Linked DNA regions of Mus musculus: region 2 is linked to region 1. Evidence: chromatin loops called from intact Hi-C (ENCODE). Cell type or tissue: heart. All regions are shown on one strand. Links, peaks and the distances in the headings refer to the core of each region. The heading gives the core; the rest is flanking DNA.

What was found. A loop is a pair of places that touch in the nucleus more often than their neighbours do. Peaks named below come from ENCODE experiments on the same cell type or tissue, not always from the same donor. Only the 100,000 strongest peaks of a DNase experiment are listed, where the experiment ranks them.
Region 2: a loop joins it to region 1, with 1.9 times the contacts of the local background. A loop is called at or near these places in 2 of 42 quality-filtered maps.

Annotation. Positions count from the first base shown.
Region 1 is chr12:110,976,058-110,981,425 of GRCm38, reverse strand. Ankrd9 (ankyrin repeat domain 9) reads left to right here and starts at 2,386. Exons shown (of 3, transcript NM_175207.5): 1 at 2,386-2,586; 2 at 3,299-3,478; 3 at 3,878-5,006. The coding sequence starts at 3,927. The coding sequence ends at 4,907. In heart, for the core only: a CTCF peak has its summit at 2,556; DNase peaks (open chromatin) are centred at 2,265, 2,665, 4,225, 5,145 and 2 weaker places; H3K4me3 peaks cover 2,402 bases; H3K27ac peaks cover 2,646 bases; H3K27me3 peaks cover 871 bases.
Region 2 is chr12:110,886,313-110,891,680 of GRCm38, reverse strand. Cinp (cyclin-dependent kinase 2 interacting protein) reads left to right here and starts at 2,536. Exons shown (of 5, transcript NM_026048.4): 1 at 2,536-2,615. The coding sequence starts at 2,609. Tecpr2 (tectonin beta-propeller repeat containing 2) reads right to left here and starts at 2,417. Exons shown (of 20, transcript NM_001289510.1): 1 at 2,355-2,417. In heart, for the core only: no CTCF peak of the experiment used is centred there; a DNase peak (open chromatin) is centred at 2,450; H3K4me3 peaks cover 2,587 bases; H3K27ac peaks cover 1,776 bases.

The DNA.
Region 1 (5,368 bases), core at 180-5,179:
TTTAGAAAGGTTCTTTGGAGCAAAGAATCTCTGGTTCCATCTGTGTTGTCTGGAAATCAGTTCAGCTCACAGGTTAGCAGTGGCCGTTTGATCCACTTGCAAACACTTGAGGACACACCAGCAATTTAGTTCGGAAGAATCGGGATGGCAAACATGAATCAGTAGCAGCGGCACAACCTAGCAGACACAGCCAGGCCTCAGCCTCTGCTCAAGTCAGCAGGAGGGACCAGAAGGAATTCTGGAAGAAGCTAGTTCTCTGCTCTGTCTGTCTGTCTGTCTATCAGAGAAGCGAAGATCAGCAAAGACTCGAGACCCATAAGCGTTGCACAGCTAGCTCTATAGGCAAGCCAAGCTCGGCCTCCATCGCTGTCCTTTTTATACTCTCTCCAGGCATCACATGTTCACCATGGGCAAAATATCACTCTGCAAATCAGCCCGAGTCTGTGGAAGCAGCAAGAAACTGCAGCACATCACAAGGTCGTGTGTGTGTGTGTGTGTGTGTGTGTGTGGTTCTCTCTATGGAGTCCTGACAAACGCAGCTCAACTACACAATATAAGGCAGAATTACATGCATTTCGTTAGCTAAGAATCCTTCATCACGTTTCCTTTCTTTCTTTTAATCACATGTCCTTTCATGGGCCTGATTTAGCAGAATATCCTCTCTCCTGTGTCTACTTCAGTGAAACGTTCCTTCACCAGTCTGCCTTAGTCTTTCATCTGTGCCCATTTCAGGAAAACACTCCTTCACGTGTTTGCCCCAGCAAAACACCATCTGACACAATGACTTTCCAAAGACCACTTAAGTTTCCCCTTCAACTAGCTGAAACAACTAGCCCAGTGAGGTTGAACACCGCGTAGATTCTTGGACTTCCCATTCACAGCTGCCCATTGTTGGGTTAGTTGGACTACAGACTAAGTCATTATAATAAATTCCCTTAATATATAGAGACATTGCATAAATTCTGTGATTCTAGAGAACCCTGACTAATACAGGTGAAGAATAACAGGAAGTCTCCATGTGTGCACGTGTGTATGTGCGTGTGTGTACACGTATGCCTGCTTAAGTCTACTCAAAGGAGCCAGGTGAGAGAGACTCCAGCTTAAAGTCCCTTAGCCCCTGCTGGCACAGAGGAGCCAAGAGGGTTGAAGGCTGTATACACATTTGCTCTGAGGTAGGGGAGGGGAGGTTGCTTTGAAGGTGCTAGCTGTCTGCTGGACAGAGGCAGGAGGAAGGGCTTGGATGGAGGCTGCAGGAACCCTTGGCCCTAACTGAGCCTCTAAGGGCATTGTGGAAAAGAAACTGGCCGTGCCTGTGAATGGAGTTTGGAACTATTTCATCAGGGGGATCCTTGCCTCTGGTAAGGTGGGGTGAGAGTCCCAAGGTCCAGGCGTGGCAGCTTTCATCTGTGCATTTGGAATGGACTTGGCACTCCCACACCCCTGATGAAGTCAGGGGCTCCCTCAGGCTCTAGGGTCAGCCATGGGAAGGCTAGAACATGCTCCCAGTTCTGCCTGAGTGAAAAACAGCCCCAAAGTGTACCTTTCTTTGGACAACCGACTCTCTCTCTCTATCTCTCTGTGTGTGTGTGTTTTGAGATAGGGTTTCTCTGTAGTCCTGGCTGTCTTGGAACTTGCTTTCTAGACCAGGTTGGCCTTCAGTTCAGAGATCCACCTGCCTCTGCCTTCTGAGTGCGGGGATTAAAGATATGTGCCAACTCACACTGGACTTAAATAACTATCTACCTCATAGCAGGCATCATAATTCTGCCCCCCCCCCTTTTCTCCTGTGTTAGTGGTAAAGTCAAAGTGAAAGAAAGCGTTTAGCCCAGAAGACGACACAATAGGCACTATAAACAGCTCTTATACACGCATGCATCCATGCCTTTCTTTTGAGATTGGAGCCGAGGCTAGCCATGCCAGGGCGTTGGCAGGGCAGAGCAAGGTTCAATAGTTTAAGGGCTCAGTCCTATTCTAGGCCTTCCCACACGCAGATGGGGTAACAGCTGGATGTTTCCCCAAGGTCAGTGAGGGTCAGAGCAAGGGAAGCCCAGAGCAGGACTCTTGCAGCAGCCGCAAGCGCAAGCCAGGGAGCCTATTCTTGTGTGCAGTCTAGGACCGCACAGATCCAGCTCCAGGAGCCTGCCGGGACTCGCCCCGCCTCCATCACGTCCCGCCCTCCAAGCTCTGCCCGGTGCCCGGCATCTCTCACCACCCCTCCCCACCCCGCCACCTCGGGGCCCTCAAGTTTCTCCGAAGTTTTCCGCGGGTCCCTCTGAGAGTCCCGCCCCCTGGCCCGTGACGCAACAATGGTGCAGCGCGACGACCAATGGGTAGCGGCGGGGGCCGGCGGCGTGAGCCAATGGCGGCGGCGGCCCGTCCCGCGGTCCTGCCCGGCCCCGGCCGCACTGCGCCGCCCGCCGCCCTCCCCTCGGCGGCACCAGCACCGGCATCGGGAGACGGTGTCGCGGCGGCTCAGAGTGCAGCGGGCGCTGCCTCCGCTCCCGGCGTCGTGGGATCTCTGTCTGCTCGCCCGTGCATGGACGGCGCGCGCTCCGGCCCGCCGCAGGGACAGGGTCGCGCGGCTTGGTGAGTCGCCTGCCCCGAGCGCCCCGGTGCGCAGGTGCAGCCCCTGATCCTGGCCACCGGCCCGCAGACACTCGGGCGCGCCCCGGGAGGGGTCAGGGAGGATCTGGCCGGCGGCCCAAGCTCCAGTCACAGAGCCGCGGCCGTGACTCTGCCCAGTGACGTGGGGCGGCCGAACTTTACGTAACCCGCCCGGCACCCCACGCGTGCCCACACAGTGCATCTGGGGCGCAGGGGGCCCAGGTTCCGGGAGGAGCTGCAGTCATGCCAATCCCCTCAGAGGGGCGTCTGCCGCAGCCCACTCTATAGTGCTCACCTCTGTAACCCAGTTAATGGTCATGACACTGTGGACGAGGCCCTCTGGCTGTCCCAGGTCCCTTGTAACCTAGAGCTTACCCTTGCTGGAGGCAGTAGGGCTCTTGGGCAGGGAGACCAAGGGTGAATGGCCAGGGCTCAGGTTTGAGGCTTGGGACCCAAGGTGGAGGTAGGGTTTTTAAACTGGGGTCTGCAGTGTATGGAACGGCCCTCAAACAGAACGCAGGAGACCTAGGCTCTTGTCCTGGCTCAGCCTGACTTGGTGACTGACCTTGGACTAGCTTGTCCCCCGTTGAAAAGTGAGATGGCAGTATCGGCCTCATGTGGATGGACCTCGAGAGGACTGCAGGTGGTGTATGCTCCAATCCCCCCACTGACTTCACCTTTTCCCTCCTCCCAGGAGCTCCTTCCTGATGGGCAGGAAAATTGTTTGTGGATAAAAGAGCCAGAGCCACTTTCCAACTCTGGCTGCGGGCGGGCGCACTGCCAGCCCTGGGCCACCACTTTCTTGTTGATGAGGTTTGGTGTGTTAGAGTGAATACCTGCATCTACAGAACCCAGGGCCGCCTGCAGGAACCAGGTAGGTCTAAGTGAATAATCTCCACGACCCTCCTGGAAAGAAGTTTGAGTAGTCTCTTGGGGTCAGGGTAGAAGTAGAGTTGGGGCTGGATTTGGGGGTGTGAGGGTGATTTGGGCTCAACTTGTGCTGTGAGCCTGAGTCTTCTGCGATGTCCCATGGGTTCCTCTTTATTTGCAGTTGGAAGGACCTGGCTCAGGTGTGAAAGGAGCGCTTTTTGAAGGTTCCAGGGCTGCAGAGGGTTGGCACACGGAAGGCTCCAGCAGATCCAGCCTTCTCTAGCACAGGCAAGAGAGGAAGTGCAGGTGCAGAAATTCAAGAATGGTTCTGGGTCCAGGAGAGAATAGAGCTGGGGGCAGTGACTGGCAGACCCGATTCATTCGACCCTACTTCGTCTCACAGGTTGGTCTGGGGTGGTGTGACCCATGCTTTGAGACTCCCGGAGGCCAGCATGCCGTGGGACACCAGGCCTGGACGCAGCGCCAACGGAGGGCCCGAGGGTCCCGGCGCAGCTCGCTTGCGGGTGCAGAAGCAGTGCCGGAAGTCATCCTTCGCCTTCTACCTGGCAGTGCGAGATCAGCTGCCAGTTTGGCTACTCGAGGACATACGTGCCAGCGAAGCCTTCCACTGTGATGAGCGGGGGCGCGCTGCGGCCTATTCGCCTTCGGAGGCTCTGCTCTATGCGCTTGTGCACGACCACCAAGCCTATGCACACTACCTGCTAGCTACCTTCCCGCGGTGTGCACTCGCCCCACCTAGCGCGGGCTTCCGCTGCTGCACCGCGCCTGGGCCTCACGTGGCGCTGGCGGTGCGCTACAACCGCGTGGGCATCCTGCGGCGCATCCTGCGAACGGTGCAGGACTTCCCAGTGGAAGAGCGCGTGCGCCTCCTCGACCGCCGTGGCTGCAGCCGCGTGGAGGGCGGTGGCACGTCGCTGCATGTGGCCTGTGAGCTCGCACGCCCCGAGTGCCTCTTTCTGCTGCTTGGCCACGGAGCTTCTCCAGGCCTTCGAGATGGCAGTGGCTTTACACCATTGGAGCTGCTGTTGCGCCAGCTGAACCAGGACGCCAGCTCAGCCCCCACTAAGGCTGAGGCAGCTTCTGCCACGGTCAATGCTGCCACCGCCAACACCACTTCGTCTGAGGAGGTGTGTCAGCGCCGCCTGCTGCTGCTTGACCTGCTAGTACTGTACACCCCGGGGGGCGTCGTAGGTCCAGCTCGATGTGAACTGCTAGGAGACCAGCTACGCTGGCAGCGGTTGTTGGGTGAGGACAAGTTCCAGTGGCTGGCAGGGCTGGCGCCACCCTCCCTCTTTGTCCGTGCCATGCAGGTGTTGGTCACCACTATCTCACCTGGCCGCTTCCCGGAGGCCTTAGATGAACTGCCTCTGCCATCGTTTTTGCAGCCCTTGGACCTCACGGGCAAGGGCTAGACTCAGGGGACCCTGACACAGTATATGGGGACAGAAGTATTTTTTTGAGAGCATTGTACTTGGCACTTTACATATATGGATCGTTGACTGTACAGAGGGATCTGCCTGGTCTGTTGCATGTATTTGGGGTAGGGCTGCCAAGTTGCTCAAGTGTGCGAACTCGCTGCTCAGCCAAGGATAAGGGTGAGGACCTAGAGTCCCGGGGAAGGTGACAGCTGAGCCAAGCAGGAGAGGAACAGGAACAGAGGGTGGGGACTCTAATGACCAAGCAAGAGGACAGAATGTGCTGAGGCCAAGGGGACAAGCTTGTGTGGTTTTGAGTGGCCCCCTCCTGTGCTGTCAGCCTCATAAATGGCCCATGGGTTGGACTGATGTGTGTCCAGCAGAGCTGAGCAGGCAGCTCTAGCAGGTGTTGAATGGGAGCCAGACTGTGTGTCTGTGTTCTCATCTCACACTGAATC
Region 2 (5,368 bases), core at 180-5,179, 90 kb after region 1:
ACACAGCAAGATTCTGCCAACCCCCACGTCTAACAGACAAACTACAACAAAGAATAGAAACATCCAATAGGCTACAGTACAATCAACACTCAACACATACTTGTTGGGTTAATCTCTCTCAAACCCCCTGTGCTGAGCCACATATGGTGGTGCACACCTACAATTCAAGCACTCAGGAGGCTGAGGCAGGAGCATCTCTCCAAGCTGTAGACAGTCTGGTCTTTATAGTGAGATCCTGTCCCCCAAAAGAAAACAAACAAAATTCTATGCCACATTGCCCCAAGACCACAGCAAAGATTCACTGGAAATCTCGTGACCAGATCCGAAGGCTACATTCATGGGAAACATACATTCTGAAGCTGCTTCTGTCTCAATAATCCAGAGAAAACACCACCAAACCAGATGGGCTGGCACACGCTTTTAGTTCCAGCCAGAGGCAGGCAGGATCTTTGAATTCAAAGTTGGCCTGAGTTCCAGGACAGCCACACCTATACAGAGAAACCCTGTCTTGGAAAACAACAACAACCCTAAATAAAACAAACCACCACCTAATTTCTTCTTCTGATTCTACCACACTCCCTGTCCCTAACGTCCATTCTTATTAATATAACCATCTCCTAATTTGTTCTTCACCTTTCTAAATTCAAGATCATTGTTGTCGTCTGCTTTCTTCCTCCTCTCCACTAAGTGCCAGCAGCTATTTTGTTTAAATTAGAGGCTACTATGAATGGACTCCGAGCTCTTCAACCCCAAAAGATAACTTCCCTAAGAAAAACTGAAAACCAACCCAATAAGAACCAGTCTTCCATTGAAAAAGACAATGTGGCTACATCAAAACAACTGCTTAGGGCTCTCGGAGAGGTAGCTCAGCCTGTAACACAGGGTATCCCTTCCAGAGGACCAGAGTTCAATTCCCAGCACCCACATGGCAGCTAACTTCCAGGGCATCTGATACCCTCTTCTGACCTCAGTAGGCACTTCACACACGTGGGTACACAAAAACACATGGAGGCAAGACATCCATTCACATAAAACACGATTTTTAAAAGTTACGGGGTGGGGGGGGGGAGTGAACCCCTGAAGGACTTTATTTCATTTTACCCATCCATGATTCCCAAACCAGACGGGATTCTCAGGTTTGAAATCTCAAGAGCTAGACTCCAACCTTCCTGAGGGAGTGACTAGGTGTGAAGTGTAAGCATACACCCCTAGGGCCTGGCCCAGCAACTGGCATGAGGGAAGTCTAGTAAACACTCAATGAATGAACAAACACGGGCTGTAAGTCAGGTTGCAAAAACAAACAAAATGATCACAGGTATATCAGCATTACAGCTGGGTGCGAGTAGGTACAAAAAGTGTAACAGCTTCGAAGACAAGGACTCTCTGGCGATAAGAGACTAGAGCAACTTCATACCTAGGACCTGATTTCCCACAACTCCCTGCTCCAAAAGTTTTCAAAACCTTGGCTGCAAATGATCATTCCAGTCAACGACAAAACGATACACCTCACATGCTGCCAACAAATGGAACAGAAAAATACCTGAATATCGGTGAGAAAGAAAGGAAGCACAAAGGGTAGGAAAGAAAAGTAAAGACGGAGATGGAAAGAAATGGGAAACCAGAGACTTAAGGGACTAGAGGAAAAAGCAGCGAAGCCCACAGAGCCGTGTGGGTGACAGCAGAGACTAACCTTGATCATATTCAGTCAGACCCTGGACGGTCGGCTGTGCATGCATGCACTGACCCATTTAATCCTCCACTATCCCAAGATAAAAACTTATCATTTTACGGATGACGAAACTGAAGCTAGGAAGTTGACACTTGCTCCAGTAAACGGGTAGGAAGGGGAAGCGCAATGACCTGACCCCGAGTCTGACCCAGGGTCACCCCATTCACTGTCCATTCCGCCTCGGGGGCCACACCGGGAGGCATTCGGTATCCATTTAACCAACCCTTACTCAACTCCTACTGGGCGGCCAAGCCAGCGGCAATGTAAGGGATCCAGCTGAGGATCGGGGGGACAGAACAGAACGCAATGTCAATCTCCAGGCTGAGGAGCCTGGAGCCGGCCGCGAGAGGGATGCAGGGTGGGGCAGGAGGGGAGGAGCGAGGGGAGCCGGGACGCCAGGGCGGCCCGGGGCGGTGTGCGAACGCTGCGACGCCCGGTGCTCTGCACAGACTCCGGCTGACAGATGCGCCGCGTGCGGCGGCTGCCAGGGGGACGGCGACGCGGCTGTGGAGACGCTGAGGGGCTGAGACAGGGGAAGGCGGCTCTGCCAGGGGGAGGAAAGGCGAGGGGCGGCGTCGGGGACGTCGGAGGCGTCCGGCACCCGCCCGCGCGCTCCCGAACTCACCTCCCGCGGCAGCCCCTCAGGACACCTCAGCCCCGCCAACCCGGAGGAGGCGGGATGGACTCCGGGCCGCAGGGGCTGCTGGGAGCCTGTTGCCTAGGCAACGGGTTAGGCCTCAGAGAGTAGCAGTGACTCCGCGGAGGGCTAGAGCGGCAGAGCCACAAGTGTGGGCGGGCCCAAGGACGGAAGTGACGTCACTTCCTCAGTTCGCAGGCGGGTTTTTGGGTCTTCTCAGGAATCTACCTGTGGGCCGCCGCATGGAAGGTGCGTGACAGTGCTGTGTTTCCCTAGTTGTGGGGGCTGCAGGTCGTGGACGTGGTCATGAGGGGTGGGAGGGTGGGTGGGGGAGGTCATGAGTCCGCGCGCGACGTGACATGCAGGGCGCGCCTGGACCTCGTGGGCTGCCGGGAGCCTTGTTCATTACGGTGTGAGTGTCGTCTGAGTGCGGTGATGTGCGTGAAGTGTCAGTGGTGTGACGCTCAGAGCATCCCTGAGCACATTGGAGCCAAGCCTGACGTGCCAGCCCCTCGGAGAACCCTTCCCTAAACTCCGGCATTCAGTAAGACGGGCCGTGGAGCTTGCAGTGTGTAATAAAGGCTGTCTCTGTCGGTTCGTGTCGCATGGGTCAGTGCGTTAGCGTATGGCTTGCTGAGTCCCGTTTTGCTTTGGTAGCTTACAAGAGGTAAGCAGCTAAACTGCTGTGCCTCTCTCTCTACCAGCTGCCCTGCGACTCACATTACTGACATCTCCCCATTTGTCTCTGAGTGTCTAGAAGTCAGAGCTGTGCTTTTGGTTCCTAAGTGGGTCCGGCAAACTTAGTCAGCCGTGATCCTCACCCTTAGGGACCCCTACCGAAGAAGGACGAATGTAATGCAGGAGGTGAGAGCAGTTCCTCCATGGAGCCCGTTTGATTCTCAATCAGCTGTGTGTGCAAGTTATGGGAGGGAACAAGACATAACTCCTACTGTGGTTGAACTCAGTCCTGCGGAGAAAATAGAATTAAGAAATAGAAGAAATTGACTCACTAGGGGATGTGATGACAGCCAACGAATAGGAGATAATATGTCTACTGCAGTGACTCGTAATGCAACCAGGGGTGGAAGTGGGGGCGGCGGCGGCGGGGGTTGGGGGGGGAGAGTCCAGGAAGACTTCTTGATGGAAATAACTGTTCAACTTGCTTCCTGTTGCCATGGTAAAATACCGTCACCAAAAAGCATCTTGGGAAGGAAAGGGTTTATTTGTCTTACCCTTCCAGGTCCCAATCCATCTATGAAGGAACTCGGTAGGAACCCAAGCAGAACCAGAGGCAGGAGCCATGAAGAATAGCTGCTTACTGGCTTGCTTTTTCCTAGGATTTTCTTCTCCGTGTATAATACCTACATTTATGTAAACGTACCATGTGTCAGCTGTATCCACAGGGGCCAGAAGAGGACATGGTATCTTCTGGAATAGGAATCTCAGCTGATTGTAAGCCTCTTTTGGGTGCTAGGTCCGCAGAGCCATCTCCAGCCCCTCAGATCGTTTCTTACACAGCCCAGGACCAATTGCCCAAGGGCTGCGGCACCACAGAGAGTTAGGCCCTTGTACATCATTCACCATGCAGACATCCTCACGAACAGTTGTTACACTGTGGTTCTCTCTTCCCAGGTTGACCAAGTTAACCACAAAAGTAACCAGGACAATGACTTCCCTTTTTGCATTTAACTATTGCAAATATATTTATTGCAACTTACAGATAAGTTAGCAATTATATACAAGTAGAATTTTAGCTATAAATTCTGGTTGCGTTTAAATTTGGAAGTCAGAAGAAGAGAGTCTCAAAATAGTATAGTCTCCTAAAGAAGGTTTTGTTAAATTACAGAAAAATAAAACTGGAAGCTGAAGATTTTTTGGCTCGGTTCTAGAGCATTGGAATTTAGATCTCCACATGACACTGGGCAGCTCTCAAACACCTGTAACTCCAGCTCCAGGCCACCAGTCACCCTTCTGGCCTCAGCAGCCACTCCCACACATTCACACACATAAAAACAGATCTTTAAAAATGAAATCTGCCCCGGAAGCTCTTAGGGAGTAGCACTAATGGGTGTGAGTTTGTTGGAGGACATGTCACAGTGGGTGGGCTTTAAGGTTTCAGATAGTCAAGCCAGACCCAATGTCTCTTTCTGCTGCCTGCTGAACTAATTGTAGAACTCTCAGCTAACTTCTCCAGCACCAGGTCTGCCTGCCATGCTTCCCACCATTAGGATAATCGATTATACCTGTGAACTGTAAGCCAGCCCCAATTAAATGTTGTCCTTTATAAGGGTTGCTATGGTCCTTGGCATCTCTTTACAGCAATAAAACCCTAACAACAAAAAAAATAGGGGGGCAGAGGCAGGTGGATTTCTGAGTTCGAGGCCAGCCTGGTCTACAGAGTGAGTTCCAGAACAGCCAGGGCTACATAGAGAAACCCTATTTCGAAGAACTAACTAACTAAATAAATAATCTGATCATTTAGATGTGAAGATACAATTAAAAGTTATATTTCATGTCTTAAAGGTGGACATTGTACCTGTGTGTGCAAGCCTTTCATGTGTTGCTGCGTTGACACTTTTACCATATGGAATTTAACATATGGAATCCTCCACTAAAAACCCAAAGAATTTTCTTTCCTTAAAGGCTGGCTGCCTGGCTTTCTTTCTTTCAAGTGAGGGGATGTTTAACAATTAAGATTGAAATGAAAAGTGAAAAGAATTCTGTTATTATCCTCTAGTGTCCAATGTCCTCATCACTGCCTCCTCCTTCCTATAGGAGGGTAGAACATATTTACATCATGTATTTATTTTAATTAGCTTACAAAGTAGGTTTCTTTATGGCGTTTTGCTCGGGGCCCTCTTCTGACCCCACCCCCCTTCTCTGTGCCATCTGCACTCAGACGCTCTCATCCCCAGGGACCCCTTCCACTCTCTATCACAGGTGACCAAGTGTTTACCCATTTGGTAGTGAGGGTGGACCATGAGACGAGACCCCGAGCTGCT